3 separate regions of the Homo sapiens genome follow, and regions 1 and 2 are each linked to region 3. Evidence: read pairs that join two places in POLR2A ChIA-PET (ENCODE). Cell type or tissue: PC-9. All regions are shown on one strand. Each heading gives the region's core, and the rest is flanking DNA. Links, peaks and the distances in the headings are about the cores only.

What was found. Peaks named below come from ENCODE experiments on the same cell type or tissue, not always from the same donor. Only the 100,000 strongest peaks of a DNase experiment are listed, where the experiment ranks them.
Region 1: POLR2A ChIA-PET joins it to region 3 with 14 read pairs; 7 of 35 experiments call an interaction of 5 or more read pairs at or near these places.
Region 2: POLR2A ChIA-PET joins it to region 3 with 20 read pairs; 6 of 35 experiments call an interaction of 5 or more read pairs at or near these places.

The regions. Positions count from the first base shown.
Region 1 is chr19:34,355,222-34,365,752 of GRCh38, reverse strand. GARRE1 (granule associated Rac and RHOG effector 1) reads right to left here. Exons shown (of 14, transcript NM_014686.5): 14 at 10,187-10,531. It overlaps GPI (glucose-6-phosphate isomerase), which reads right to left and starts at 557. Exons shown (of 18, transcript NM_000175.5): 1 at 365-557. The coding sequence starts at 486. RefSeq lists an enhancer at 5,227-5,833. In PC-9, for the core only: a CTCF peak has its summit at 6,583; a DNase peak (open chromatin) is centred at 6,322; H3K4me3 peaks cover 2,230 bases; H3K27ac peaks cover 2,380 bases.
Region 2 is chr19:34,214,239-34,224,769 of GRCh38, reverse strand. LSM14A (LSM14A mRNA processing body assembly factor) reads right to left here. Exons shown (of 10, transcript NM_015578.4): 5 at 9,470-9,646; 6 at 9,109-9,174; 7 at 5,197-5,379; 8 at 4,893-5,064; 9 at 3,032-3,263. Among named protein-coding and RNA genes, the nearest start is that of GARRE1, 35 kb to the left of the region's middle. In PC-9, for the core only: CTCF peaks have their summits at 3,914 and 4,119 (motif pointing right); a DNase peak (open chromatin) is centred at 6,319; H3K27ac peaks cover 885 bases.
Region 3 is chr19:34,287,540-34,298,070 of GRCh38, reverse strand. All of the region lies in intron 1 of GARRE1 (granule associated Rac and RHOG effector 1), which reads right to left. It also overlaps the pseudogene RPL29P33. Among named protein-coding and RNA genes, the nearest start is that of GARRE1, 38 kb to the right of the region's middle. In PC-9, for the core only: no CTCF peak of the experiment used is centred there; no DNase peak of the experiment used is centred there.

The DNA of each region.
Region 1 (10,531 bases), core at 1,345-9,344, 67 kb before region 3:
GACAGCCCTTTCCCGCTTGCTGCGTCAGCCAAGGCCTCTCTTCACAACTGCGAAAGGAGCCCCTGCTCAAATGGCCAGAGCTGCACGGGGAGGAGGAGGGGAAATGTCCCCACGGAGGGGCCCGTTTTTCCTCGTAACGAAGCAGACCCGGGGCCGAGACTCCCGGCGAGGCTGCAAGCCCCCAGGAACGCACTCCAAGGAGACTCCAAGGACGAAGTGCGGACTCGGCCTGGGCCCCAGTCCGTGGCCTGGAGGTCGGGGACTGGGGTCCCCGGGCACCGCTGCCCCCGCCTCCAGACCCCAGGCCCGCGTGCCCGGTTCCGGGCGCCGCGCGTGGCAGCCCCCGCCTCCGGCCCGCCCGCACCTGAAGTGGTTGAAGCGGTCCTTGTTGGCATCGAAGAGGCGGCGCAGGTTCAGCTCGGAGCGGTGCTCGCGGTACCATTGCTGCAGCTTCTGGAACTGGGGGTCCCGGGTGAGAGCGGCCATGGCGGGACTAGAAGGTACACTGAGTGAGACGCGAGCCGAGGAGGAAGGAGCGCCGGCAGCGCGCAGCAAGCGAGGCGCGTGGGCGCGCGGCGGCCTTTATGGCGCAGGCGCCCGGCCCGGCCCGGCCCGGCCCCACCCCTGAGCCCCGGCCCCGCCCCCGACCCGCGCCCCGATACCCAGGCCGGGTGCCCGCTGAGCGACCTTGCCCGCGGCCGCTGATCTGGGGCCTCAGCTCCTCTCTCCCTACCTCTTGCGCCGCCGCTTTGCTGGCCTCTGCCCGGAAGTGGCAGTGGGGAGGGTGGGCAGAGCCCGGGGATCACTGGAGCCCAGGTGTTGGAGGCTGCAGAGAGCTACCATCGCGCCGCTGCACTCCCTGTGCACTAGTCGGCTTCATTCATTCATTCGACAAAACTCTATAGATCGAACACCTTCCACGTTACAGGCAGTGTTCTAGGCGCTGTGGATACATATGTGCCAAATAAGCAAGTACAACAGATGATGTGTGTCTGCTGGTGGTAAGGGCTATTGAGGAAAACCAAGATGAAAAGGGTGCTGAGAATCGGGGTTGCAATTAAGAAAAAAGTGACTAGGCCGGGCGCGGTGGCTCACGCCTGTAATCTCATCACTTTGGGAGGCCGAGGCAGGCGGATCATGTGAGGCCAGGAGTTCCAGACCAGACTGGCCAACCTGGTGAAACCTCATCTCTACTGAAAAAAAAAATGCAAAAATTAGCCGGGCCTGGTGACACGTGCCTGTATTCCCAGCTAACTCGGGAGGCTGAGGCAGGATAATCACTTGAACCTGGGAGGTGAAGACTGCAGTGAGCCACTGTACTCCAGCCTGGGTGGCAGAGTGAGACTCCATCTCAAAAAAAAAAAAAAAGATGAGGTCAGAGAGCAAAAGGGAGGCAACAAGATCACGTAAGACCTTGTAAGTCATTGTAAGAACTCTGGGGCTGGGCACTCCTGCCTATAATCCCAGCACTTTGGGAGGTGGGATAGCTTGACGCCAGGAGTTCAAGCCGAGCCTGGGCAAGACAGCAAAACACTGCTTCTAAAATACTAAAAATAAATTAGCGGGGCATGTGGTGGTGCATATCTGCAGAGTCCCAGCTACTCGGGAGGCCAAGGCAGGAGGATCACTTGAGTCCAGGAGTTAGAGGCTGCCGTGATTACCACCACTGTACTCCAGCTTGGGTGACACAGCAACACCTTGTCTTAAAAAAAAGAAAAGAAAAGAAAAGAAAATAGGGAAAGGCTGACAACAAAAGAAATAAGTGGTCACTGAGGGGTCACAGGACTTTCCAGGGAACAGCCCTGTCCACATGGCCCTTTTCTAAGAACTGTCAACTCTTAAGATTTCACTGAGCTTCCACACCTAGCACAACCCTGGTAGTGCTGAACAGTATCTGTTCTACTGGAGTTCTTTTTTTGTTTGTTTGTTTGTTTGAGATGGAGTCTCGCTCTGTCACCAGGCTGGAGTGCAGTGGCGTGATCTCAGCTCACTGCAACCTCCACCTCCCTGGTTCAAGCGATTCTCCTGCCTCAGCCTCCTGAGTAGCTGGGACTACAGGCGCACGCCACCACACCCAACTAATTTTTGTATTTTTAGTAGAGATGGAGTTTCACCATGTTGGCCAGGATGGTCTCAATCTCTTGACCTCATTATCCGCCTGCCTCAGCCTCCCAAAGTGCTGGGATTACAGGCATGAGCCACTGCGCCTGGCCTCTACGGGGGTTCTGAGAAACACTCCAATCAGGGTTTTCTAAGCCAGTTACTCATCTACACAGAAGAGAATTCCCACCCCAAATCCTCTGTTTCAGAACAAAACCTCAACCAATGGGAAGGCGAGTCTCAGTAGCCACTGCCCCATTATCACTTACCCTGTGATTCCTCAGATGACTCTAGCCCAATAGTAACCACTGACTCCCTCTGACTCCTCCTTCTTTTTTTTTTTTTGAGACAGGGTCTCACTCTGTCACACCCAGGTTGGAGTGCAGTGACACGATCTTGTCTCACTACAGCCTCTGCCTCCCAGGCTCAAGCGATCTTTTCAACTCACCCTTCTGAGTAGCCAGGACTACAGGTGTGCACCACCATGCCCAGCTAATTTTTTCCTTGTAGAGACAAGCTTTGTTATTTTTTGTACAGACGAGGTTTCATCATGTTGCTCAGGCTAGTCTCGAATCCTTGGGTGCAAGTGATCTGCCTGCCTTGGCTTCCCAAAGTGCTGGGATTACAGGCATGCAGCACTGCACCTGCAAACTGAGACTGCCTTTTTCTAGTAGGTTATTTTGGTGACCAGATGGACGGCTGTTGTTCTTTGTCTAAAACCATCCTCTCCCACCCGTGTTTCTACCCCTGCCTGAATCCATCAGAGATGAGCACATAACTTATGCCAGCTAAACAGGGTCCTTTTCCAGGGCCCTGCAGCCAGCAGCAGAAAGTCTCTGCTTTTTATGGTGTTAAGCTGCCTGTCAGAAAGGACAGACCTGAGCTCTAGCCCCTGGTCTTGAGGAAAATAACGAAGAGAATGATCCCCACAGAGATGTCAGAGTGAATCTCACAGTGCCCAGGTTCCTGGGGCCAGGCCACCTCTACCTGCAGCTAGAATGTAAACCAACGATTCCCTTTAGTGTCTGTTTGGAGTTCAGTTGTCATTCACAACTCCAAGTCTTTCCAAAGATGTTACGGGTGTTCACCTTTCCACTGCCACAGTCTTGTCCAGTGTCCTCTCCCGACCACCAGGAACCCTAGAAACAGCTTTGGGTATTGCGAAAGAGGCAGGAGGTGAGGCCTCTGATGATTGCCATTTCAAAGGTTTCCCCTGCCTTTTAATCTTCCATAATGTACACCTCTGCAACTTGGCCTCTGTGATTCCCAGAAGCTTCAACTATTCCAGATTTCACATTTACTTTGAAACTCCAGTTACATGGATTTTCTTTTTTTCTTCTTTTTTTTTGAGATGAAGTTTCACTCTTGTTGCCCAGGCTAGAGTGCAATGGCACGATGTTGGCTCACTGCAACCTCTGCTTCCCTGCAACCTCCACCTCCCAGGTTCAAGCAATTCTCTTGCCTCAGCCTCCCTAGTAGCTGGGGTTACAGGCACCCGCCACCTCACCAGGCTAATTTTTTTTTTTTTTTTTTTTTTTTGAGATGGAGTCTCCCTCTATCACCAGGCCAGAGTGCAGTGGCACCATCTCGGCTCACTGCAACCTCCGACTCCCTGGTTCAAGCAATTCTCCTGCTTCAGCCTCCCGAGTAGCTGAGATTACAGGCATGCAACACTACGTCCAGCTAATTTTTGTATTTTTAGTAGAGTTGGGGTTTCACTGTGTTGACCAGGATGGTCTCGATCTCCTGACCTCGTGATCCGTCTGCCTCAGCCTCCCAAAGTGCTGGGATTACAGGCGTGAGCCACTGCACCCGGCCTAATTTTTGTATTTTTAGTAGAGATGGGGTTTCACCATGTTGGCCAGGGTAGTCTCGAACTCCTGACCTAAGGTAATCCACCCACCTCGGCTTCCCAAAGTGCTGGGATTACAGGCATGCAACACCGCGCCCAGCCTGGATTTTCTATGTTAGCAGGAAACTAGGTTCCTATCTGGTGGGCCATAAATCACAGTGGCTACAGGGAGAAAGCACAGAAAAGTAAGAAGAAAAGTCTAATCCAAAGCCATTTTGGATTAGAAAGTACTAATCCAAAGCCATTCATCATCATACTACAAAACTACCAACACGGCCACTACTCCAGCCAGGTTTACTACGTGCACAGCTCCATGCTAAATCCTTTCCATGTATCCCTCATGGCAGTCCTATGAAGGATACCCTGTTGTCCTCCCCATTTAACAGAGAGGTTAAGAAATGTGAAATGAGGCCGGGCACGGTGGCTCACGCCTGTAATCCCAGTACTTTTGGAGGCTGAGGTGGGTGGATCACGAGTTCAGGAGTTCGAGACCAGCCTGAGCAACATGGTGAAACCCCCGTCTCTACTAAAAATACAAAAAAATTAGCTGGACGTGGTGGCGGGCACCTGTAATCCCAGCTACTTGAGAGGCTGAGGCAAGAGAATGGAGTGAACCCAGGAGGCAGAGCTTACAGTGAGCTGAATCATGCCACTGCACTCCAGCCTGGGCGACAGAGCGAGACTCTGTCTCAAAAAAAAAGGAAAGAAAGAAATGTGAAACAAGGCCGGGTGCAGTGACTCACACCTGTAATCCCAACACTTTGGGAGGCCGAGGCAGGTGGATCACTTGAAGCCAGGAGTTTGAGACCAGTCTGGCCACCATGGTGAAACCCTGTCTCTACTAAAATTACAAAAATTAGCCAGGCGTGGTGGCGGACACCTGTAATCCCAGTTACTGGGGAGGCTGAGGCAGGAGAATCACTTGAACCCGGGTGGCAGAGGTTGCAGCGAGCCAAGATCATGCCACTGCACTCCGGCCTGGGTCACAGAGTGACACCCTGTCTCCAAAAAAATAGAAAGAAAGAAATATGAAACAAGCCACTCTGCTCTTAACTAGAGAATCAACCCAGGCTGCCTGGTTCCTTCCTGAGACCTGTGCTCCTGCCAGTTCCTCTTCAGTCCTAGGAAAAAGGTGGAGGGAAAGTGGAGGAGCAGGCAATCCCTTTCTCCACTCCTCATCATCCCAGTTATGTCTTATTAGTTGAAACAGTGTCTCGCTCTGTCACCCAGGCTGGAGTGCGGTGGCATGACCATAGCTCACTGCAGCCTTGAACTCTGGGCTCAAGCGATTCTCTCACCTCGGTCTCCTGAGTAGCTAGAACTACAGGCATGACCACCCCGTCCCGGCTAATTTTCTTATTATTATTATTTGTAGAGACTGAGTTGCACTGTGTTGCCCAGGCTGGTCTCAAATTCCTGGCTTCAAGAGATCTTCCTGCCTCAGCCTCCCAAACTGTTGGGATTACAGGTATGCGTCACTGTGCCTGGCCATAAGGTCATTTTATATTCTGTTGTCTATCACCATCAGTACAATCACTACCATATGCTGAGCCAAGTCCTGCCGATCGCAGAGCTTAGGGCTCAGAATCCCCAGGATCCTGGGGGGTAGTGAAGCTGGGAGGGGTCATGCCCCCAGGCCAGGGACTGACCAAGGAGAATCGAAAGGAAACCTAGCCCAGAAATTCCAAGAGAACATGCTGCAGAGCCGGACACCTTCACGTGCCCCCAGCAAGATGATGTGGCCCTGAGAGAGGAGCGGACCAGAGGGTACACCTGACAGCAGAGGCAAGTTAGGAAGTCCGGGGACAGTCCTAACTCTGGATAGCAAAGATTTAATTTCAAGCATAAGGCAGCCCTGGAAAAGCAATTGACTGCCACTGAGTATTGATGAAGCTAGCACTTACTGCAGGCTGTGGCGGGCACAGTTCCAAACAAGAGCCCCGTTCTAAAGATGGGGAAACTGAGGTATCGGCATTTAGACATCACAGACCTTACTTCAGGGCCGCTGGACAGGGGTCAGGCAGGCCCTGGAGCACAGGTGGCCATGGGAGTGAAGGCAGAGGGACTGGGGCAGAGGACTGGTGGGGTGGTCAGTTCTGGGGCCTGAGCTGAAGAAGTCGGGAGCGGGGCGTGGCGTGGCGTTTCCACGCCCATGGATTTTAGACAGCTGTTCCGGGGGAGGAGGCGAGCCCACCGAGGATGCTGAGTCATGTTGACCGGCGAAGGCGAGGGGACCACGCCTCTGGAGCTACCGGGGTTGGCTCATCGCCTCCGGGGAGGCCACGGAGCAGGTGTAGGCGGGGTTGAGCGCAGGCGCGGATGGGGCGGGGGTAATGCGCACGCGTGTGCGTGTGGGCCAGCACGTCCGGGTGGTCAGGACGCGCGCTTGTGCGCATGTCCCCGCGCAGGGTCGGGCGCTGGGGTGTGGAGACTGAACCTTGCAGACACCCGGGTCCGCACGTCTGGGATGGACGTGGTGAGTGCACGTGCGCACGCGCTGCGTAGGGGCGGCTGCGCTCATGCGCACATCGGGAGTGGTGCTTGGAGAGGCCACCTACTCACCGCGCCCCCAAGAGGCCGGGGGTTTGTCCCTGGTGTTGGCCCTACCCTGCGCGATCCAGTCTTGTCGTTTCGGGGCTTCATTACCAGAGCCCCGTGAATCCTTTGCTAGATGCTTAAAAACATTTTCCCCATTGTACATAGCTGTTTCCACGAGAATAAAAAGCTTTACATTTATTTGAGGCCTGCTTGGGCCTATCCGCAGCTCCACCGTAGTGCTAATCCCCTCCCAGTCCTGGAACAGCCCAGATGATGTATTTAATAGTATTCTTTTAGCCCAACGCGAGAATGTTTTCGTCTGGTTGTTTTTGTTTTTCGTTTTTAGAGACAGTCTCGCTATATTACCCAGGCTGGAGTGCAGTGTCAAGATCTCGACTCACTGCAGCCTTGAACTCCTGGGCTCAAGTGATCCTCCCACAGTGCTGGGATTACAGGCGTGAGCCACCGCACCCGGCCTCTAGTTCTGTCTTTTTGCTCAGTATTAGAATTCGTAAGTTCTGGCCCCAGCAACTCGTCCTTTCATCTGTCTCAAGTTGCACTGTGGTGGTCACAGGAGCTGTCCTGCACCTTGCACATGTGGCCATGAACAAGACTCGCTCCTTGCTCTCATGGGGCCTTCATTCCAGTGAGACACAAATGCAAACACAAAATTCCAGAAGAGTGCTGAGTGCTATCATGAGAAACGAAGACAGGCTGGAAGATGGGCTCTGACCCCAGAAAACCGATGGAGAGGCCCAAGCAGCCTTGGGAGCAACAGGCAAGTTGGAGGACACACGGCAAGGCTACTTGGAAGTAGGGGAGGGTGCATGGGAAACCCTGAGGCTGTGGGGGGAGAGGCAGGAGCCAGGTGAAGTCCAGGTAGATGGCAGTGGAGATGTAAGAACATGGTGGAATTTTTTTGTTTTTGAGACGGAGTCTTGCTCTGTCCCCCAGGGTGGAGTGCAATGGTGAGATCTCAACTCACTGCAACTTCCGCCTCCCAGGTTCAAGCGATTCTCTGGGATTATAGGCACCTGCCACCATGCCCAGCTAATTTTTGTATTTTTTAGTAGAGATGGGTTTTCACCATGTTGGTCAGGCTAGTCTCGAACTCCTGACCGCGGGTGATCCGCCCGCCTCAGCTTCCCAAAGTGCTGGGATTACAGGCGTGAGCCACCGCGCCTGGCCAGAACATGGTGGAATTTGAGTGTGCTTGGGAATACACTTATAGGACTTGCTGATTAGTTGAATGAGGAAATAAAAGAACGAAGAATATCTTCTGGGATTTCAGCCTGAGCAACTGGGTTGCTGGTGGATGGTGGTTCTCTTATCAAGGATGGGAAAGATGGGTTGTCTCCCCTAAAATACTGAGTTTTAAAGGCAGGGACTGTATCTTTGCAGTCCTGGCTCCTAGCAAGGGCCTAGCCCTTATATGACATTCGTGAATGTTGAAATGAATGTGACACGCCTGAAACAATCCTTCTCCCTCACCTAGGCCCACATCTCCAAGTCAATATTCCAGTACAAGCCACATCCAGTCCCCTCACTGACACACACAGGCCTGGGCCCAGGAGCTCACCCCTGTGCTGTAAGGCTAGGTGCATGTGTTATTTCCAGAGTCTACCCTTGGAGGTGCCTCAGACTCCTGGGTACCTGTCGCTGGGAGGTAGCCAGTCATGCTGTCCACATACATGCTTTTGGGCAGTAGAGAAGCTGATCATTGGGAAGGTTTATTTCCTGTCTCCACAACAGGAGGCAGGTCACAGCAGTGGCCACACAGTGCACAAAAGGCCATCCCCTCACAGCCGCATGGTTGGCATGCAGCATCTCAGCCTCCAAACTGGAAGCCCCCTATCCAAGGAGCCCCCAGGTGGGAGAGGAAGGTCACAAGCCTCCCAAGTACCTCAAGATGCCTGCGCATCCTCCCCCATTTCTCAGATGGGCCAAGGCCTGTGAAGCCCTTGCAGTAGTAGCTCAGGTGTAGCATCTGCTCAGCTTCCCTCCCCACTCATTTGCACACAGCCAGAGCTGCGGGACTTCTGCCCTCTGGCCTCCAGCACTGCTGTGAATCAGAACTAGTCAAGAGAACTGGGTGCTTGTGTTAAATGGGAACACTCTGGAATAAAATATGGGCTTTTTTAAAGAGATGGGGTCTCACTATGTTGCCCAGGCTGGTCTTGAACTCCTGGCCTCAAGCAATCCTCCCAGGTCAGCCTCCCAAATTGCTGGGATTACAGGCGTGAGCCAGCACACCCAGCCCCTGCTAGCTTTTTAATATGAACTTCCAGTGTATTCTTGAGCACTCTCAGGCAACATGGCCGTTACCGAGCAACTTTGTCCTGAGGTGCATTTGGAAGGCTCTGGGACTTGGTCCCCATGCTCAACTTCAGGGCACCTTGGCAGAAAGAAGAGTGGTTCCTACACCAGCAGCTTATATATTAATGCCCACATTACTCCATTTTCTTCAGGTCGTCAAAAAAGGTTCCACTGAGGTGCTGTCTTTCTGTAAATGAAAATGAGCTGAAATGCTCCTGTGACCTGCCCTCCATTTGTGGGTCTCATGATACTATCTTTCTTCTGCTTAACACGATGGCATCATCCAGTGAGACAGGTCCTGTTTTTGTTTTTTTCTTTTTTTCTTTTTCTTTTTTGAGACAGAGTCTCACTCTGTTGCCCAGGCTGGAGTGCAGTGGAGCAGTCTTGGCTCACTGCAACCTCTGCCTCCCGGGTGCAAGCAGTTCTCCTGCCTCAGCCTTCCAAGCAGCTGGGATTACAGGTACCTGCGACCATACCACCTAATTTTTTGTATTTTTAGTAGAGATGGGGTTTCGCCATGTTGGGCAGGCTGGTCTTGAACTCCTGACCTCATGATCTACTGTCTCAGCCTCTCAAAGTGGTGGGATTATAGGCGTGAGCCACAGTGCCTGGCTTTTTTTTTTTTTTGGAGACAGCCCCATCGTTCTGTCGCCAGGCTGGAGTGCAGTGGTGCGATCTCGGCTCACTGCAACCTCTGACTTCCTGGTTCAAGCGATTCTTCTGCCTAAGCCTCCTGAGTAGCTGGGATTACAGGCACACGCCACCATGCCCGACTAATTTTTGTATTCTTAGTAGAGATGGGGTTTCACCATGTTGGCCAGGATGGTCTCGATCTCCCGGCCTTGTGGTCCACCTGCCTCAGCCACCTACAGTTCTGGGATTACAGGTGTGAGCCACTGCGGCCGGCAGAGACAGGTCCTTCTTATCCCTGTAAGGCACAGTATCTCTGCCATAGATTGGGTCCCTGGTTTGGGAAGAGGGTAAAACAAGCCCTCATTCTTGGGTCTCGTCATTGGACAAGCTGGCTGGGCAAGTCACAGCATCCACATTTGGTGGAACATGGGTGTTGGTAGACCCCAACCCAGAGAGCTTGCACCCTTGCAGAGGACGTCTCCTTCACTACTGCACTGGCTCCCCCTGCACAGGGGCCTAAACCAGCTTGGGCCTTAGGGAAGCCAATAGGGGAGGCGTAGCTGCTTGTTCTCCCTCCTGCCCATCCACTTCAGCTCACCGTAATATCCCAAGTGGTCTTCCCCTTGCTAGAATCAGAGGACAGGCTGACCTAAAAACCAACTCAGTATGCAGCTTTTCAAAGCAATGAGTCAGGCAGGGCTTTTGACATAATGTCCTCTGCAGTTCATTTTAAACAAGGATACAAAGTATTATTAAATGTATATTTTTAATAAAGCCAATAGTTATTTTACTTATAGGAGCTTTAAAAGATACAAAATGTAGAGTTCCAGTTTGGAAGCATTGTAACTATACACACAATGTCCTGCTGATGCCCTAGCAAGGCACCCACGCCCAACCATGCAAAGGACACACACGTTCACACATGCACACACATGCGCTTTGGCGAGACCCCTCTGCCAAGCGCAGCACCTGGAATTACCAGTGTTCAGAGCAAGGCGGTGCCGGGAACACAGCACCTACATGGAGACCACACAAACGGCTTCACACAGTCTCACAGCCCATGGAGATGCAATTAGAAAATGTCTTCCTTAA
Region 2 (10,531 bases), core at 1,589-9,588, 74 kb after region 3:
GATGGAGTTGGAATCAAGCACAATGTGTATGTGAGATAACCATGAGGCAGCTTGCTTGAATCAGATAGGTTAAAGGGTAATGAGGAATGAGGCCAAATATATCAAGTGGGATCCTCACACAATTAAGAAGAGCAGGGACTACAATGTCACAACTGAGCCTCCTAAACACTGGGCCATGCCTGAGGGTTCGCTGAGTCCATCACTCCTGGCAACACCTAAGCAGAGGCTGGACTATCTGTCAAGGATACAGGAGCGTAGACAAAGATGCATGGAGGTAACTATGACAATGCATTTTCAATTCTGCAATATATGTGATACGAGTTTTACAAAAGGCTCAAAATGATAAACAGTGTGACATGGTGTCAAAAAAATGTTTGTATTAGTAACCACATGGAGCACACACAGTTACTGCATGGAAGGTTTGTTTTTTCCTTTTTTTGAGACGGAGTCTTGCTCTGTCGCCCAGGCTGGAGTACAGTGGCGTGATCTCGGCTCACTGCAACCTCTGCCTCCCAGGTTCAATGATTCTCCTGCCTCAGCCTCCCGAGTAGCTGGGATTACAGGTGTGTGCCACCACGCCCGGCTAATTTTTTTTATGTTTTTGGTAGAGACGGGGTTTCACCATGTTAGCCAGGCTGGTCTCGAACTCCTGACCTCAGGTGATCCGCCCACCTCAGCCTCCCAAAGTGCTGGGATTATAGGTGTGAGCCACCACGCCCAGCTGAGATTGTAACAGTTAGAACATCCCTGGGGTGGGATGGATGCCCTTGGGAAGAGTAAGCTCCCAGCCCCTATAAGAGATACTGCAGAAGAGGTTTATGTTTTAACCAGGTCAGACCTCTCAGATGTTTTCCAACTCTGAAAGTTTAATGATCTTTAAAAGGTGTTATTTCAGAATAAATGGTGCAACTCTTTATTCACAAATGTCAAAACCAAGGGTCTGAAAGGTCATACTAGTAACTACTGCTATTATTCTCATCTGGATCCAAGTCTAATTTAAATGTACTTTTTCTCAGACCAAGCTGACTCAATGTGGTCTTCAACAAGGAGTTGTCACAGGTTGTTCAAAATGTAGCTGATCTGCCTTAAAGTGGGGTAAAGAGAGACGAAGGTCTGAAGCCCAACTGGTGGGTTACCATGGTAGTTGACAGGGACATCTCAAAGGAATAAATGGCAACAGGCCACAATCATGGATACCTCTAGTGCCTGGGCAGTATACCATGAGCCAACATGGAACACTGGGAGGAGGCAGAGCTGAGATGACAGGAGAGAAGGAAGATGATGAGATCAGTCTGAGGAAGGTTAAGCTGACAGCAAACAGTGCAGATAGAGATGCGGTGCAGAAACACATAGGGTCCAGGACAGGCTTACAAAAGGGAGGATGGAACAAGCACCATGGCACACCTATAAACCCAGCACTTTGGGAAGCTGAGGTGAGAGGATCGCTTAAGCCCAGGAGTTCAAGACCAGCCTGGACAACATAGTGAGAGTGGGACCCAGTGTCTACAAAAAAAATTAAAAATTAGCTGGGCATGGTGGTGCATGCCTGTAGTCCCAGCTACATAGGAGGCTGAGGTGGGAGGACTGCCTGAGCCTGGGAGGTTGAGGCTGCAGTGACTTATGATCATGCCATTGCACTCCAGTCTGGGTGACACAGCAAGACCCTGACACCCTCCACCCCCCAAAAAAAAGAATGAAGAGTATTAAAAAATTAGGAAGAGTATAAATTGAAAACCTAGAAGAGTATTTTAAAGACTAGGAAGAAAGACCCCAAATTGGGTGGTTGGTCAGTGTCAAATATTGCAGAGGAGTTAATGGCAAATAAAATATTTGTGAAAATACTACTGCTGAATTCTGTAAGCAAGGTGTCACTGGCAAACTTAAGGGCAGTAACAGTGATAAGCGAGGGCTATTCTGGAGTTCCTAAGACAGATTCTCCTAGCTGGGAAGGTGATTTTGCAAGTCAGAAGTCCCGCAACTACATAAGGCCACCAACGGCTGGATGGCATAAGCTGGTGACTTGAGTATAATTTTTGGCAGTCTTGGCTGTGATGGCACAATATCAAAAGCATTAAAATTAATAGAGCAGGTCCAAAAGCCACTAATACTGATCTCTTTCCAGAGAGATCTCAACAATGGCCAGTTTTAAGTACTGGGCAATGGAACTCCTGCTAACAGGTCTTTCTGTTTCCAGCTGCCTGTTGCTATTACAAGTGGAACTCTTTACAAGATTTTGGTCCTTTCTGTTATAGCCCTTCCTCTCCACTACTTCTAAAATCAATAAACTAAGATAGTTTACTGTTAACTGAGATAGTTACTATGCTGACTTAATTTACAGACACCTGTCAAAAGCTACATTATACACATAAGGCTACTATACAGAGTTACAGAATTCTCTAGCAGTAGCTCCTGAAGGCCAATATATCGAAACATTTTCAATTTCATGGTGAAAGGAGAAAACCAGGGAAAATGTAGTGAATTTTCAACAAAACCAAATTAAGAGTACTGACTCAGGAAACAACTTGCTGGGCTCAACACCCAGCACCATCACTTACTAGCTATGTGACCTTTCGCAAGTTACTTAATATCTCTATACCCATTTCCTCACTTGTAAAATGGGGATAATAATAGAACCTACCTCACAGAGTTGATGTGCAGTTTAAATAAGTTAATATGTAAAAAAATATTTAAAACAATGTCTTGTTACTTGGTAAATACTATATAAATGTTAACTGCTATTAAATGTTAAAGCTTGCCCTTCCATTCTGGGAGTATGTGCTTCCTAGATAGACTCTTTGGGTGTTAAAAGTATATTCTGTTAACATGAAATAAAGGTGATACTATACTGTCTTTTTTTGTATAATGTCTTTATATATACATCTGAATCACGTATATCCTCTACTGAAAAGTCAAAATGGAAGTTATTCTAATGTCCTCAAAACAATTCACCCAAAACAAAAACAAGTAAAAATGTTTTGAGTCTTGTAAAATGCATGTCAACCCCAAAGAATTTATTAACAGTAACACTTACCCTATATTCAAAATCCGCAAACTCCCGGCCCCCACGACCTCCTCTGAATCCACCGCGAAATCCTCGAGGGGCAGTGAAGGTACCACCTCTGCCACCACCACGCCCTCTGCCACCACGGAAACCAAGACCTCCTCTGCCTCTGTATCCCCCACGGCCACGGTTTGGACGAAGTGGGATTCCAAATGTTTCAGCATTTAATCTTCTTTCTTCAGCCCAGGTTGGTCTCCGTTCTCTATTATAAAAGCAAATAATCTTCAGCATATCAGGTTTAAAAGAATATCCCTCAGCCAAAATATGCAGTGCTACTCCCAAATTAAGCCTAAGTAATTACTAAAGCTAATTAGAAATAAGCATCTTGGCTAGGCGTGATGGCTCACGCCTGTAATCCCAGCACTTTGGGAGGCCGAGGGGGCGGATCGCCTGAAGTCAGGAGTTCGAGACTAGCCTGGCCAAAATGGTGAAACTCATTCTCTACCAAAAATACAAAAAATAGCTGGGCATGGTGGCAGGTGCCTGTAATCCCAGCTACTTGGGGGGTTGAGGCAGGAGAATCACCTGAACCTGGGAGGTGGAGGTTGCAGTGAGTCGAGATCGAGCCACTGCACTACAGTCTGGGTGACAAGAGCGAAACTCCATCTCAAAAAAAAAAAAAAAAAAGCATCTTATCTAAGTTATCACGAGTTGTTCATGGCATATGAGTTCAATATGTTCCTGTAATATTCTGTTAAACTTCATGTGAACACATGACTGACATTAGTTTCTTGCAAATACACCTGATAAACATAGTAACAGCTCCAAAATAATGGAAATTCAGATATAATGAGATTGGTAATTGACTTCGCTTTCCACTCAGCCCCAAGGGAAAAGAAGGTAAAGTCAGACAGGGAGGCCTTGTCTTGGGAAGCTAGGAGATGGAAGGTGGGCCCTTAGGTCCCCATTATGTTCCTGGCCCAATCTATGGACCCGATACCAAGTAACCCAAGAAGTATCTGAATTATTGCTGCTGTCATCCAGCCAATCGTGGGACTCAGAATTATGTCCATCCATGTTTATATTGAAGCAAACAACTGCCACCAGAGGGCACCAAACTTCAGCCAGGAAAAGGACAAGGACAATGACAATTTGGATTGGGCAGGAGAACCTCTAGAACTGTTAGTTCCTCACACTGGGTCCTTTAATTAACCTCTCAATAATTTGCCAATTTTCTGGACCCACATTTACTACAATCTGGCAGTTTTATGGTACCAGCAAACTTCAAAGTAGATTAGCACTTCGGTTCTGGCTTCATTTGAACTGTAACATACAGGGGTGAAAAAAAGGTCCTACTTAGACATTACCTAAATGCTTGTTTTAATTGCTAATATTCAAATATGAATATATCCTTAAACAAAAGTATATGGTTATTTCTTCTTTTGAATGAATAATTTAGAACTTTAGTATATATTTTCTTTTAGCAAATAAAACATTAAAAAATCAATTATGGCCAGGTGTGGTGGCTCACGCCTGTAATCCTAGTACTTTGGGAGGCTGATCTTGAGGCCAGGAGTTCACGATTAGCCTGGGCAACATAGCGAGACCCCCATCTCTACAAAAAAATGAAAAAAATTAGCCGGGTGGGGTGGTGTACAACTGTAGTCCCCTTTACTGAGGCTGAGATGGGAGGATTGCTTGAGGTCAGGAGCTTGAGACTACAGTGAGCTGTGACTGCACTGCTGCTCTCCAGCCTGAGTAACAGAGTAAGACTGTCTCAAAACAAAACAAAACAATTATGGTAGTATTCATTAAACCTCGTGAATTTACATGAAACCATTTTACACTTCAATCAATATCATAAGATAAAAGAACAGCTTAAAAACTGTACCTATTGTCATCACAAGAAATATTATCAAAGAAGGATTTAGTTTTGTCATAATAGCAATTAGGTCCAAGTGGATCTTCTTCATCGGCATTTCCTTCACTGTTTTGGGTATCAACTCCTGAGTCTCCTTTATCTTCACCATTTACAGGCTTCTCCTGTTTCTCAAGTTTATCTTCTAAGAACAAAAGCACATATCAGAAAAGTCAAGACAGCTAATCTGAATTACATAAAAACACCTAATCTGAGAAACATCTGTAATTCACAGATCAAATAAGATTATTTTCTGAAAAGAAAAATCAAAGCTTACCTTTTAATTTAAGTTTATTATGAAACTCTCTGTCAATCTCTTCCTTGTTGAATTGTGCATTTGCACTTTCAAAGTCAAAGTCTTTCTCAAATTTCATTGGCCCATCTCGCCGAATACCAAATCTTCCCCTGCCACCCCGATGACCCCCACGCCCTCTCCTTGGAGCTGAAGGAGCACCTGGAGCTATGATAATAAAGAATATATACAAAGGACATTCAATATGTAATAGCTGGTTTAGCACAGATGTTGCTATTGTGCTCTTTAGATTCAACAGTCAACAACAGAAATGCTTACAGGTCTCTCTATATATTTTATTGTATTTGTATTTTTTATACAAAATAAAAAATTAAGTTTCACTAATATTTAATATGTAGACTGAGAATAGCTCACACAAAATTTCTAAACATTTGTATTTATGGAGTCCACACTCACATGTGTTACTGACAGAGTATACAGCCAGGCAAGTGTGGAGGCTTCTGCACTAAATTAATGTATGCTCCTTGAGGTCAGGGGCTTTGTTTTCCTTACTGCTATATCCCCAACACCGGCAAACTGAAGTGCCAGACACACAGTGGGTTCTCAAAATGTAGAAAGCCTTTTATGGAAAGAATAACAGGAACCAAGATTTATAGTAAGAAAAATAAACACTAATCGGCACAAATTGCAAGAAAATAGGTGTTATTTCCACATCACAGATAAAAAACAGACAAGCACCAATCCTTACTGACTCAAAACACTTCCTACTCCATCTTTACTGTGTCTCTCCAGATGGCTCTATATTATTCAAGCCTTCCTGTATCTACACATTCTCTCTCCTCTATAACACAGTAAAATTTCAGCCAATCATAAGAGACATGATAAAGCAATACAAAGCAGCATAATTTATAGTGAAAAACGTGGGAACCCAAATATCCAACACAAGAAAAATGACTAACAAGAAAAAAACAGAGGAAGAATATTTGATGTTAACTGAAAAACGCAGAACAGAAACCAGTATGAGTTTAATGATCACAATTGCGTGAAATGCTCCACACATACTGACAAGGATGAGAAGTGACTACAGGGTAACAAGATAGGTTTGCGCTGTTTGCTGAGGTTTGGCAAACTGCCTGGGTTTGAGAAAACAAACCACAAAACCCCACAGCAGCATATCCAGACATAAATCTAGATAAGTAGGATGTTTGAAACATTCACCTCTACTATTAAAAATGCCTCGGCCACAAGCCAGAATTACACCATGATCCTTCTGTCTTAAAAAAAAATATTTTGGGGCCAGGCGCGGTGGCTCACGCCTGTAACCCCAGCACTTTGGGAGGCCGGGGCGGGCGGATCACGAGGTCAGGAGCTCGAGACCAGCCTGACCAACAAGGTGAAACCCCATCTCTACTAAAAATACAGAAACATTAGCCAGGCGTGGTGGCGTATGCCTGTAATCCCACCTACCCAGGAGGCTGAGGCAGGAGAATGGCTTGAACCCGGGAGGCAAAGGCTGCAGTGAGCAGAGATCGCACCACTACACTCCAGCCTGGGTGACAGAGCGAGATTCTATCTCCAGGGGGAAAAAAAAAAAAAAAAAAAAAGGTTTTGGGTATAGATGTCTGTGTCTGTAAAATCTACAAAAAAAATCGGGAAGAATATGCACTGTTCTGTTAATGAACCTCTTTGGTGGGGTGAGTTTTGAAGGGCAATGAAAGATAGTATGGCAGTTATTTTATTTTGGGAGGGGAGCTCTCTCTTTTTCTGAATAAAAAGGGTAAAATATAATGAGTCAAATTAAACAAAATTCTGTATTCCATGGCATATGTAGTCCCAGCTACTCAGGAGGGTGAGGCAGGAGAATGGCATGAACCCGGGCGGTGGAGGTTGCAGTGAGCTGAGATCGTGCCCCACTGCACTCCAGCCTGGGTGACAGAGGTTGACTCTGTCTCAAAAAAAAAAAAAAAAAAAAAAAAAACACGGGGGGGGGGGATATAAAAATATATATATATATAAATGTAGAGAAGAGTACATATACATCTAAAAATATCATATCTAGATTTCTAAAATTAAGTGAAAGATCATTTTTCAATCATTTTCTAAATAAGGTAGATTATACATTCCCTTTTTAATTTAGAAGAGTTGTAAAATTATAATTTATTTTCCATTAATAAATTTGAAAATATTAATAAAATGAATGATTTTAGAATGTTATATATTACAAAACAGATAAAGAAAATATAAAACCTTATTAAATCAATAATCATAAAAGAAAACTACAGCTCTTAAACAACTGATTCAAAAACAGGATCTGGGCTCAATTTTTTTTTTTTTTTTTTTTTGACAGACTCTCGCTCTGTTGCCCAGGCTGGAGTGCAGTGGTACGATCTTGGCTCACTACAACCTCGCCTCCCGGGTTCAAGTGATTCTCCTGCCTCAGCCTCCCGAGCAGCTGGGACTACAGGCGTGTGCCACCACACCCAGCTAATTTTTCTATTTTTAGTAGAGACAGGGTTTCACCGTATGGCCAGGCTGATCTCAAACTCCTGACCTCGTGACCTGCCCGCCTCGGCGTCCCAAAGTGCTGAGATTACAGGTGTGAGCCACCGTGCCTGGCCTCTGGGCTTAATTTTAATGAGGAAACGTTTCAAACTTGTAACATGAAGAAAATTCCATTCCCAAAGGCATAGAAAACAATGAAAACCAATTTTATAATCCTAACTTGAAACTGACACAAAACATAAAAACCACAAAAGTAGAAGCCATAGGAAAATGTAAATATAAACGAACAAATCCTTCTAGCAGGAAATACTCAAGAACATATTAAAAGATAACTGCCTGGCTGGGTGCGGTGGCTCACGCCTATAATCCCAATACTTCGGGAGGCTGAGGTGGGTGGAAAATAAGGTCAGGAGTTTGAGGCCAGCCTGGCCAACATGGCAAAGCCCTGTTTCTACTAAAAATACAAAAATTAGCTGGGTATGGTGGCACGCGGCTGTAATCCCAGCTACTAGGGAGGCTGAGGCAGGAGAATTACTTGAACCCGGGAGGCGGAGGCTGCCGTGAGCTGAGATCACACCACTGCACTACAGCCTGGGTAACAAGAGTGAAACTCCATCTCAGAAAAAAAAAGGCCTACCACTAAGTAGAATTTTTTTCCAGAAAAGTAAAATTTTTTTTTTTTTGAGACAGAGTCTGGCTCTGTCGCCTAGGCTGGAGTGCAGTGGAGCAATCTCGGCTCACTGCAAGCTCCACCTCCCCAGTTCACGCCATTCTCCTGCCTCAGCCTCCTGAGTAGCTGGGACTACAGGCGCCCGCCACTGCGCCCGGCTAATTTTTTGTATTTTTAGTGGAGACGGGGTTTCACCATGTTAGCCAGGCTGGTCTCGAGCTCCTGACCTCGTGATCCGCCCGCCCCGGCCTCCCAAAGTGCTGGAATTACAGGCGTGAGCCACTGTGCCGGGCCCAGAAAAGTAAAATTTTAAAAAATCTTTTTATTTTAAAGTAATTATAGAAAAGAAAAATTGAAAAACTAGTTCAGAGTCGTCCCTTGTGCCCATCACCCAACTTCCCAAACTCCAACAGTCACATCTTATATAATTATGGTACATTATCGAAACCAAGAAACCGACACAGGCACAATCTAATTAACTAAACTACAGACCTTGCTCAGATGTCACCAGTTTGTACATGTACTCATTTTTTGGTATGTCTTTATGCATAGTTCTATGATGTTCTACCATATATAGATTTGCAAAACTACCACCACAATCAAGATAAAGGACTGTTCTGTCACCACAGTGACACTCCCCTGTGCTCCTCCTTTACAGTCACAACCCCCGCCTTTCATTTTTTTATAGTAATTATGTATCATATATTTAAAATATTCTCCCTGTTGAGAAGCATAGAATATGACTTTTAGATCCAAGAACTTACCTACTTGTCTCTTGTTATCATTTCTGAGTTGCTCATTTTCTGGCCTTGAAACTTTGTGTACTTCAGCTACAGAAGAAGACATGCAAAGTGCCAAATCAACTCAGGGTACATCATCAAAAACTTCCATAGTTAGAAATGCAAACAAACAAACCAAAAAACCCAAAACAAAGCCTGTGCAATGCCCAAAAAACTATACCCACACCACCACCACTTTGAGTCAAATTTGAAAGACCAAACATTCTATCATATTCAGTTTAATTTTCTGGGATCATTCACATGAAGTAAATCCTTCTAATGAAAATAAAGTGAGTGGAAAACATTGATCAGTCAATTAAGGAACAGTAAACAGCTAAAGTTCTACCTCGCCTGTGCTCCTGATTCTCTCCTGCCTTTTGGCTGGCAGATGGCAAAGGCCTGGTTGATACAGGACTCCTTCTCCCAACAGCTGCTGGAGCAGGTAAGTGGGCTGAGGCGGTCTGCACTGCTTGTTCCATGGTTGGGCTTTTTCTCAAAGGGTCTAACTGAGGGCTTGAGCGACCTAAAATGTAACCAAAAGATAACAAACTACCCTATTGGGGATTTCAAAATAATCTAGACCCTAAAAAAAATTGTCCAGAGTTTTATTTCTATCAATTCAAACCCTTAGCACAAATTTGAATTAATCCACTTATCAGACCAGATATTAAGAATGGTATCCTTAGTGGGCTTGTCATTAGGTTAAAAATAAAAAATAATAATAATTTAAAAAAAAACTTCAACAGCTTCAAAACAACTCCCTCCCCCTCACAATTTTATCTGTTATTTCTACTTAGTGGAAGAGTTTACATCAAAAAAAAAAAAAAAAATTGCTGCCAGGTACGAGATTCCCTAGAATTATCCTACAAATTATCATGTTGTAGTCAGGTCAAACACAGGCTTTCGCCAATGACAACCATAAGACTATGGTGACTTGTTTTAATCTTTCTTAGTACTTTCTGTAGATGACTAAAACAATACCTTTACATCTATCTACAGGTATTAACTCCATTAAATTTCTATTATAAGAAAGTAAAGGGCCGGGCGCAGTGGCATATGCCTGTAATCCTAGTCCTTTGGGAGGCTGAAGCAGGAGGATCGCTTGAGCCCAGGATTTCAAGACCAGCCTAGGCAACATGGCGAAACCCTGTCTCTACTGAAAATACAAAAATTAGCCAGGCGTGGTGGCGCGTGCCTGTGTTCCCAGCTACTCAGGAGGCTGAGATGGGATAGCTTGAACCCGGGAGGCAGAAGCTGCAGTGAGCCGAGATTGTGCCACTGCACTCTAGCCTAGGTGACAGAGCAAGGCCCTGTCTCATAAATAAATAAATAAATAAATAAATAAATAAATAAAGTAAAAGAACTACAAAGTTAGATAGGTGAAGTTCTTTAATGCTTTAGGGGCTTG
Region 3 (10,531 bases), core at 897-8,896:
TCTATTTTCCTTTTTTGAATATATAATTAAATGTAACTCATACTTCGTCACTTATGGCCAATTACCATAATTCCTTTGTATTTCTATGATTGTGTTGGCAACACAGGAATTAGGTAGGTTACAAAGGCAAGAGATGAGAAGGACACTGTGGATACAAACACATAACATATAAAGTCAATAAAACAACCATTATTTATGGCTCTATGTTCAACAAAATTTGAGCTCTTTAAAAAAAATCTCATAAACTTTTCAAGAAACAAATATCAAATGGCTACTTGTAAAAAATGTGTTCCAAAATGTTTTCTTTTTTCAAATTCATGACAAATAAGGCAATCACATCTATCCCCACCCGAGTGCTCCACAATTTATAGATTCTGATATACAACAGAAGCACTCTACAGGAATGCTGAAGCGGGGCAGGCTGTTCCCGTGGAGACTCTGTGGCCTCTGAAGGAAAACCTTCACCTGAGTTGGCCACAGTGAGTGTCTTATGCAGCCCTGAGAAACACTCTATCTTTGTTCAGTGGTGCACCAGCTTCCTAGTTCCTCTACCGCGGCTGCCTCTGGCTCTAGGAGAGCCTGCCCCCATTCCTTTGACAGATCTGGAAGACCAAGTGAGACCTATATGCTTACCTAATTAAAAAACCACAAACATTAAACTCTTTTTCACTTTACATACTTCCAAACTTTCTCTAAATGAAACTTATAATGCTTAAAGTTATACTATTTCACCAAATTCATCTACAGATTCAACACAATTTTTATCAAAATATTTTTTTTTTTGAGACAGAGTTGTGCTCTGTCGCCCAGTCTGGAGTGCAGTGGCACAATCTCAGCTCACTGCAACCTCCACCTCCAGAGTTCAAGTGATTCTCCTGCCTCAGCCTCCCAAGTAGCTGGGATTACAGGTGCGCGTCACAGTGCCTGGCTAATTTTTTGTATTTTTAGTAGAGATGAGGTTTCGCCATATTGGCCAGGCCGGTCTCAAACTCCTGGCCTCAAGTGATCCACCCACCTCGGCCTCCCAAAGTGCTGGAATTACAGGCGTGAGCCACCATGCCGGCCTCAAAATTTCAATTACCTTTTCTACAGAAATGGGCAAGCTGACCCCAAAATTCATTTGGAAGCCAGGAGTGGTAGTGCATGCCTGCTGTCCTAGGTACTTAGAGGTGGCCAAGGTGAGAACATCACTTGAGCCCAGGAGTCTAAGAGCAGCCTGGGCAACACTGCAAGACTCTGTCCCCAAAAATAAAACAAAGCCCTAAAATCATATAAAAATGTGAGGGTTCCAGTTCTAGGTGCTTCGGGAGCTGCGGCTTAAGGTACAGACAGGGCCAAGTCCAAGAACCATACCACACACAACCAGTCCCGAAAATGGCACAGAAATGCTATCAAGAAACCCCGATCACAAAGATACAAATCTCTTAAGTGGATGGACCCCAGGTTCCTGAGGAACATGCACTTTGCCAAGAAGCACAAGAAGGGCCTCAAGAAGATGCAGGCCAACAATGCCAAGGCCATGAGTGCACGTGCCGAGGCTATCAAGGCCCTCGTAAAGCCCAAGGAGGTTAAGCCCAAGATCCCAAAGGGTGTCAGCCACAAGCTCGATCGACTTGCCTACATTGCCCACCCCAAGCTTGGGAAGTGTGCTCGTGCCCGCACTGCCAAGGGACTCAGGCTGTGCCGGCTAAAGGCCAAGGCCAAGGATCAAATCAGCGCCCAGACTGCAGCTCCAGCTTCAGTTCCAGCTCAAGCTCCCAAAGGTGCCCAGGCCCCTACAAAGGCTTCAGAGTAGATATCTCTGTCTACAAATGTGAGAACAGAAGGACTGCTGCGACCCCCTCGGGCTGCCGTCTGCATGGGGCGGGGATCCTCCTGTGCTATTTGTACAAACAAACTGACGCAAGAAAAAAAAAAAGCGAGGGATCCAGGATGACTAAAACAAATACTGAAAGAAAAAATGTTGTAAAAGTAATATTTCCTGATTTCAAAATCTACTATAAAGCTATAGTAACCAAAGCAGTGAAATACTGGCATAAGGAAAGATGTATAAATCAATGGAGTAGAATTAGAAGTCCAGAAATAAACCCATACATCTACAGTCAACTGATTTTAGACCAGGATGCCAAAAACATCCAGTGGGGAAAGAACAGTCTCTTCAATAAATGGTGATGGGACAACTAAATATCCACATGAAAAAATGAATCTGGACCCCGACCTCACATCATATACAAAAATTAGGCTGGGTGTAGTGGCTCAAGCCTGTAATCCCAGCACTTTGAAAGGCTGAGACAAGAGGATCGCTTGAGGCCAGGAATTTGAGACTAGTCTGAACAACAGAGCAAGACCCCATCTCTACAAAAAATTTAAAAAATTAGCTGGTCATGGTGGTGTGCACCTGTAGTCTCTGCTACTTGGGAGGCTGAGGGAGCAGTATCACTTGAGCCCAGGAGTTTTAAGCTGCAGTGGGCCATGATTACACCACTGCACTCTAGCCTGGGTGACAAAACAAGACCCTGTCTCGAAAACAAAACAAAACAAAACAAAACAAAACACCAAGAGATACAAGATTCATGAAAATAAAAGCCTAAAAAGGGGAGGGAAAGAGTATCATCAAAAATGGCAGAATAAGGACTTTCCCTGACCAAAATTCTCTACTACATAAAAACAATGAAAAATTGGCAAAATAATAGAATCACCTTTTTCAGAACTCTGGAAATAGGCTTTTAGCAAACTGGGGATAATTTATCAAAGATAAATAGCTGAATCCTGGTAAGAACAGTGAGTTTTGTAGCATTTTAACTTGACTGAGTCCCATTCCTAGCTCTCCAGCTCCATAATAGCCTTGAAAACTACCAGCTGCATCCACATTGAAGACCAGAAGACTGGCAGTTACCAGAGGAAGCAGAACTGGGCTACAGCTCCTTCAAAGTACCATTCCCAGGAAATTGGCATTATTTAACCTGTCTGGTGGTTCCCCAAAATACCCCATTTGCAAATATCTCTGTATTTTACCTGACTTAGAGCTCATCTGGAGAGGGAGGAGAATCTGATTTTCAGAGTTGCCACATTATGTCATTAAAAATGTCCAGTTGGCTGGCCACAGTGGCTCAAGCCTGTAATCCCAGTGCTTTGGGAGGCCGAGGTGGGCAAATCACCTGAGGTCAGGGGTTCAAGGCCAGCTTGGCCAACATGGTGAAACCCTGTCTCTACTAAGAATACAAAAAAAATTAGCCAGGTGTGTTGCTGCCCACCCATAGTCCCAGCTACTCAGGCAGTTGAGGCATGAGAATTGCTTGGATCACACCACTGTACTCCAGCCTGGGCGACAGAGAGAGACTCTGTCTGAAAATAATAATAAAATAAAATGTCCAGTTTTCAACAAAAAATTGGAAGATATGCAAAGAAACAAAAGAATATAGCCCATATAAAGGGAAAAAACAACAATAGAAAACTCTTCCCAAGGGAAGCCCAGATATTGGACTTAACAGACAAGAGTTTAAGTCAATTTAAGTATGTTCAAAGAACTAAAAGAAACCACATTTAAAAAGTGTGAGGAAAATATAAGAATAATGTCTCCCAAAACAGAATATTAATAAAAGATAGCAACGATTTTTTATTTTATTTCACTTTTTTTTTTTGCTTTTAGAGATGGGGTCTCTCTCTGTCACCCAAACTGGAGTATAGTCATACAATCATGGCTCATTGCAGCCTTGACCTTCTGGGCTCAAGCAATCCTCCACCTCAGCCTCCTCAGGGGCCAGGACCTCAGGCATGCACCACCATGCCCACCTAATTTTCTTTTTTTTTTTTTGTAGAGACAGGGTCTCACTATGTTGTCCACGCTGGCCTTGAACTCGTGACCCCAAGCCATCTTCCTACCTTGGCCTCTAAAAGTGTTGGGATTATAGGTGTGAGCCACCATGCTCAGCCTACTCAAGCCTATACATGTAAGGCACAGTCCACCTGATAATTTAGAAGCACATAATTTATAAAAATAAGTTTATGCAACCGGGCACAGTGGCTGACACCTGTAATCCCAGCACTTTGGGAGGCTGAGGCAGATGGATCACCTGAGAGGTCAGGAGTTAGAGACCAGCCTGGCCAACAGAAGGAAACCCCATTTCTACTAAAAAATACAAAAATAAGCCAGGTGTAGTGACGCGTGCCTATAATCCCAGCTACTCGGGAGGCTGAGGCAGGAGAATCACTCCAACCTGAGAGGCGGAGGTTGCAGTGAGCTGAGATCGCACCACTGCACTCCAGCCTGGGTGACAGAGTAAGGCTCCGTCTCAAAAAAAAAAAAAAAAAAAAAAAAAAGAAATATGTGTGTGTGTGTGTGTGTGTGTGTGTGTTTATATGTTTATGCTTCAAGAGGTTGGGCAAAGTGGCTCATACCTGTAATCCTAGCACTTTGGGAGGCCAAAGCAGGCAGATCACTTGAGCCCAGAAGTTCAACCAGCCTGGGCAACATGGCGAAACCCTGTCTCTACAAAAACATACAAAAATTAACCGGGCATGATGGTGTGCACCTGTGGTCCCAGCTACTCGGGAGGCTAAGGTGGGAGGATCACTTGAGCCTGAAAAGTTGAGGCTGCAGTGAACCATGATCACACCACTGCACTCCAGCCTGGAAAACAGAGAATCTGTCTTTAAAAAAAAAAAAATGCTCCAAGAGAACAATTACATCTGGTGAATCAAGAGAGAGAGGATCAAACAACTCATTTTTTATTTACTCCTTTTTTTCCCTTCAAGAGTGCTTCATTTTTGAAATGAAAAATTTTCCAAAAGCTAAACAAGTTGAAGAATTATGTTATTAGTCATTAACATTTACTTTAGTGCTAAGCTCACAGTGCAAATTTTTATAAATACGCCAATACACACTACAACTGTTTAGAGAGCAACTTAAGCTAATATGCATGTAAAAATCTCTTCACTGTTTAGTTTGCCATATGGCTGCTTTATCAAAACTGATTACTTCAGTAAGAAAGACAGTAACAAGTATTGATGAAGATGTGGAAACATCAAAACACTCATACATTGCATATAGGATTGTAAAATGGGCCGAATTCAGTAGCTCATGACTGTAATCCCAGCACTTTGGGAGGCAGAGGCGGGAGGATCATTTGAGGTCAGGGGTCAGAAACCAGCCTGGCAACATGGCAAAACCCTGTTTCTACTAAAAAATACAAAAATTAGCTGGGTGACTTGGGAGGCTGAGGCAGGAGAATGGCATGAACCCGGAAGGCGGAGCCTTGCAGTGAGCCGAGATCACGCCACTGCATTCCACCCTGGGTGATGGAGCGAGACTCAAAAAAAAAAAAAAAATTTAGCTGGGTGTGGTGGCACATGCCTGTAATCCCAACTATTCAGGAGGCTGAGGCAGGAGAATTGGTTGAACCAGGAGGCAGAGGTTGCAATGAGCCGAAATCGTGCCACTGTGCTCCAGCCTGGGTAACAGAGTGAGACGCTGTCTCAAAAAAAAAATAAAGTAAAATGGGATAGCTACTATGGAACAGTTTGGCAGGTCCTCAAAATGCTAAATATAGTGTTACCACATAACCCAGCAATTTCATTCCTATGTATATACCCAAGAGAAACGAAGAAATATGTCCAAACAAAAACCTGCACACAAATGTTCATAGCAGCATTATTCATAATAGTCAAAAGTAGTAACGACCCAATTGCTTATCAACTGACAAATGAATAAACAAATGTAGTACAGACATATAATGGATTATTTATTCAACTATAAAAAGGAATGAGGTTCTGATAAATGCTACAATATGGACGAACCTTAAAAACACTGTGCTAAGTGAAAGAAGCCAGACAAGGAGACTCCTATTGTATGAGTCTACTGATATGAAATGTCTAGAATAGGCAATCTACACAGATAAAAAAGTAGATCTGGGCGGGTGCGGTGGCTCACGCCTGTAATCCCAACACTTTGGGAGGCCAAGGGGGGCAGATCACTTGAGGCCAGGCATTTGAGACCAGCCTGGCCAACATGGTAAAACCCCGTCTCTACTAAAAATACAAAAAAAATTAGCCAGGTATGGTGGCACATGCCTGTAATCCCAGCTATTTAGGAGGCTGAGGCAGAAGAATCACTTGAACCTGGAGGTGAAGGGTGCAGTGAGCCAAGATGGTGCCACTGTACTCCAGCCTGGGCGAGAGAGTGAGACTCTGTCTCAAAAAAAAAAAAAAAAGTAGATTTATGGAATGAGGAGTCCTTGCTAATGTGTACAGCTTTTCTGGGGAGTGATGAAAATGTTCTGAAGTTAAATAGTGGTTGCTATGGCTTGAAATGTCATCCAAAGTTCTTGTATTGGAAACTTAATCCCCAGTGCAATAGTGTATAGACGTGAGACCTGTAAGAGATGATTAGGTCATGAAGGCTCTTGTCCTCCTGAATAGATTAATGGCATTATCACAGGAGTGGTTTAATTTATTGTGAGAGTGAATCTGTTACAGAAGTTCAACCATCTCTTGCTCTCTTGAGCTCTCCTGTCCTTCCACCTTTCGCCTTGGGGTGATGCAGTAAGAAGGCCCTCACCAGATGCCAATGCCATGACCTTGGACTTCCCAGAACCATGAGCCAAATAAACTAATTATGTGAATTATATCTCAATAAAACTAATTTTTAAAAAAGTATTACTTCATCTTTGTCACTTTCTTCACATAACTAACTTCTCATTTAATAGCAAAAACTAATAATAATAAATAAGTTTTCCAGGGATGACTTTAGTGCCAGACTTAGTCTCCTTTTTGTACATCAATCAGAAAAGTGTGCACGTGGTTCCTGACTTACAATGGCTTGACTTACAGTTTTGCTACTTTACAATGGTAAAAAAGCAATATGCGGCTGGGCGCGGTGGCTCACACCTGTGATCCCAGCACTTTGGGAGGCTGAGGTGGGTGGATCACCTGAGGTCAGGAGTTTGAGACCAGCCTGGCCAACATGGTGAAAGCTCGTATCTACTAAAAAATACAAAAATTAGTCGGGCATTGTGGCAGGCACCTGTAATCCCAGCTACCTGGGAGGCTAAGGCAGGATAATCGCTTGAACCTGGGAGGCGGAGGTTGCAGTGAACCAAGATCACACCACTACACTCCAGCCTGGGTGACAGAGTGAGACTCTGTCTCAAAAAAAAAAAAAAAAAAAAAAAAAAAAAAAAAAAAAAAAAAAAAAAAAAGCAATATGCTTTCAGTAGAAACTATACTTCAAGTTTTGAGTTTTGATCCAAATTTCTTTATAACTTTATCACAAAATAGACTTTGTAGCTGGGCATGGTGGCTTACAACAGTAATCTCAACGCTTTGGGAGGCCAAGCTGGAAAGATCATTTGAGGCCAGGAGTTCAAGACCAGCCCGGGCAACACAGAAAGACCCCACCTCTACAAAAAAATTTTTCAAATTAGCCAGGTCACCTATAGTCCCAGCTATTTCAGAGACTGAGGTGGGAGCATCATTTGAACCCAGGAGTTTGAGGTTACAGTGATCTGTAATTGTGCCCTTGTACTCCAGCCTGGGTAACAGAGTAAAACCCTGTCTCTAAGAGAGAGAGAGAGAAAAAAAGGCTTTGTGGTAGATGATTTTGCCAAACTGCAGGCTAAAGTGAAGTCCTCTTAGCACATTTCAGGTAGGCAAGGCTAAGCTATGACGTTTGGTACATTAGGAATATTAAATGCATTTTCTTTTCTTCTTTTTTTTTTGAGACAGGGTCTGGCTCTGTCACCCAGGCTGGAGTACAGTGGTGCAATCTTGGTTCACTGCAAGCTCCGCCTCCTGGGCTCAAGCCATCCTCCCACCTCAGCCTCCTGAGTAGCTGGGGCTACAGGCATACAGCACCACGCCCAGTTAATTTTTGTATTTTTTATAGAGCTGGGTTTCACCATGTTCCCCAGGCTGGTCTTGAGCTCCTGAGCTCAAGCGATCCTCCTGCCTCAGCCTCCCAAAGTGCTGGAATTACAGGCATCAGCCACTGCGCCCGGTCCTTACATTTTCAACTTAGGATATTTTCAACTTATGAGAGGTTTATCAGGACATAAACTCCCATCATAAGTCAAGGAACATCTGCATTTGAGTGCTGCCATCCAGCATCTGTGAATGTTAAGTGCCAAAAAGGCCCTTCATGATCATCTAACTTAAACCCTTCAATTTATATATTAAAAAGGGGATTCAGGACATTAAAGGTCTTGCACTAGACCACATGTAGTCTCAGAATCAAACTCAGGTATCTTGACTCTCAGAACTTCAAACTGGCAGACAGATCAAGCTATGCTGCAGTAACAAATCCTGAAATAAATGGCTTAACCTAATATTTACTTTTTTTTATTTTTTTTTTTGAGACAGAGTCTAGCTCTGTCACCAGGCTGGAGTGCAGTGGCATGATCTTGGCGCACTGCAACCTCTGCCTCCTGGGTTCAAGCGATTCTCCTGCCTCAGCCTCCTGAGTAGCTGGGATAACAGACACGCGCCACCACACCCAGCTAATTTTTGTATATTTAGTGGAGACGGGATTTCACCATGTTGGCCAGATGGTCTCGATCTTCTGACCTTGTGATCCGCCCACCTCGGCCTCCCAAAGTGCTGGGATTACAGGCATGAGCCACCATGCCTGGCCTTGGAGATGGAATCTTGCTCTGTCACTCAGGCTGGAGTGCAGAGGTGAGATCCTGGCTCACTGCAACCTACCTGGTCTTGAGCTCCTGAGCTCAAGTGATTCTCTTGCCTCAGCCTCCACAGTAGCTGGAACTACAGGCATGCATCACCAAGCCCAGCTAATTTTTGTATTTTTGGTAGAGATAGGGTTTCACCATGTTGCGCAGGCTGGTCTCAAACTCCTGACCTCAACTGATTCCTGCCTCAGCCTCCCAAAGTGCTGGGATTATAGGCGTGAGCCGCCATGCCCAACCAGATTTACTTTTTGTTTTTGAGACGGAGTCTTGCTCTGTTGCCCAGGCTGGAGTGCAGTGGTGCAATCTTGGCTCACTGCAACCTTCACCTCCTGGGTTCAAGCAATTCTCCTACCTCAGCCTCCTGAGTAGCTGGGAGATCACAGGCACACACCACCATGCCCAGCCAATTTTTGTATTTTTGGTAGAAACAGGGTTTCACCATGTTGGCTAGGCTGGTCTCGAACTCCTGGCCTCAACTGATCCGACTGCCTCGGCCTCCCAAAGTGCTGGGATTACAGGCATGAGCCAAGGCGCCCAGCCCAGATTACTTCTTGTTCACAAAAATTCACTGTGGGTCTAGCAGCCCTTCTTCAGCTTACAGGGACACTACTAGAACTTATGTCTCCCATGGTTGCCCTAGCACAGAAAAAGAAAGTCAAAACTCATACCCACTCTTTAATACTTCCCACTGAAAGTGACACACATCACCTCCCTTCAAAGCCCTTTGGCTTTGAGGTGGTTGCATGTCAAAGGCCACCATCAAAGGCCAGAGGTGGTTGCGTGGTACCAATTCCACTATATGAGAGGTAGAGAAATGTAGGGGAAAATACAGACTAGCGGGCAAGCCCTACAGTCGGCCACAGCTCTCCACACAGCCCAGCTGTGTGTTGTATGGTTCTGCCCAGACGAAAGCAATTCTGATTGCACACAGGGGAGGCTGTTTTGTAATGGGGAGGCCCCACAGTTGTTCTCCAGAGGTTGCTCCAGGACATCATTCTTTCTTGTATGTATGGAAACTGAAGGGGTGGAAGATGGTGGGGGAAGAGTCACAGTTTCCTTTGAGAAATTGAGGAAAGGAAACTTTAGTCAAACACACTTCCCAAACACCACAGTTTCCATTCAGTTTTGGAACTGCAGCCTCAGGTGAAGAACTAACTGCTTTCTACACTCCCCACGCTTCCTTTTCTTTCAGAGGAAGCTACATACAGCTGGAAGCACCAGATGACTTTTTGTAAACTGAGCTTCCTGCACTTCCTGTACCTAGTGTTGGTCCAACAGGTGACCAAGCAGGGGAGGCCTAAGGCTTGGACTAAAGAATTTAGTGGAACCACAGAGAAAAACACGAGATCCTTTGCAATCATACTACCCACTATGCACCTATGTTGTCAGGGTGTGGTCATCAGACCACAGCATCAGAACTGAATTGCCCACAACTAAGGGTGCACCTGTGTTACGGACTGAATGTTTCCCCAAAAATGCATATGTTGAAATCTAATTCCCATTGTGATGGTATCTGGAGGTAGGGCCTTTGGAAGGTATTTAGGTCATGAGGGTGCAGCCATCATAAATGAGATTAGTGCCCTTATAAAAAGAGGCCAGTTCACTCTCTTTCTGCCATATGAGAACATGGTAAGTCAGCAGTCTGCATCCCGAAAGAGGGTTCTCATGAGAACCTGACAGTGCTGGCACCCTGATCTTAAACCTCCAGACTTTGGAACTGTGAGAAATAAGCTTCTGTTGTTTATAAGCTACCCAGTCTATAGTACTTTGTCAAAGCAGCCTGAACTAAGACAACCTCTGTGACAGTAAATCTGTCTGTAGGCAGTAAAAGTCTATGTGGGGTTGTCATA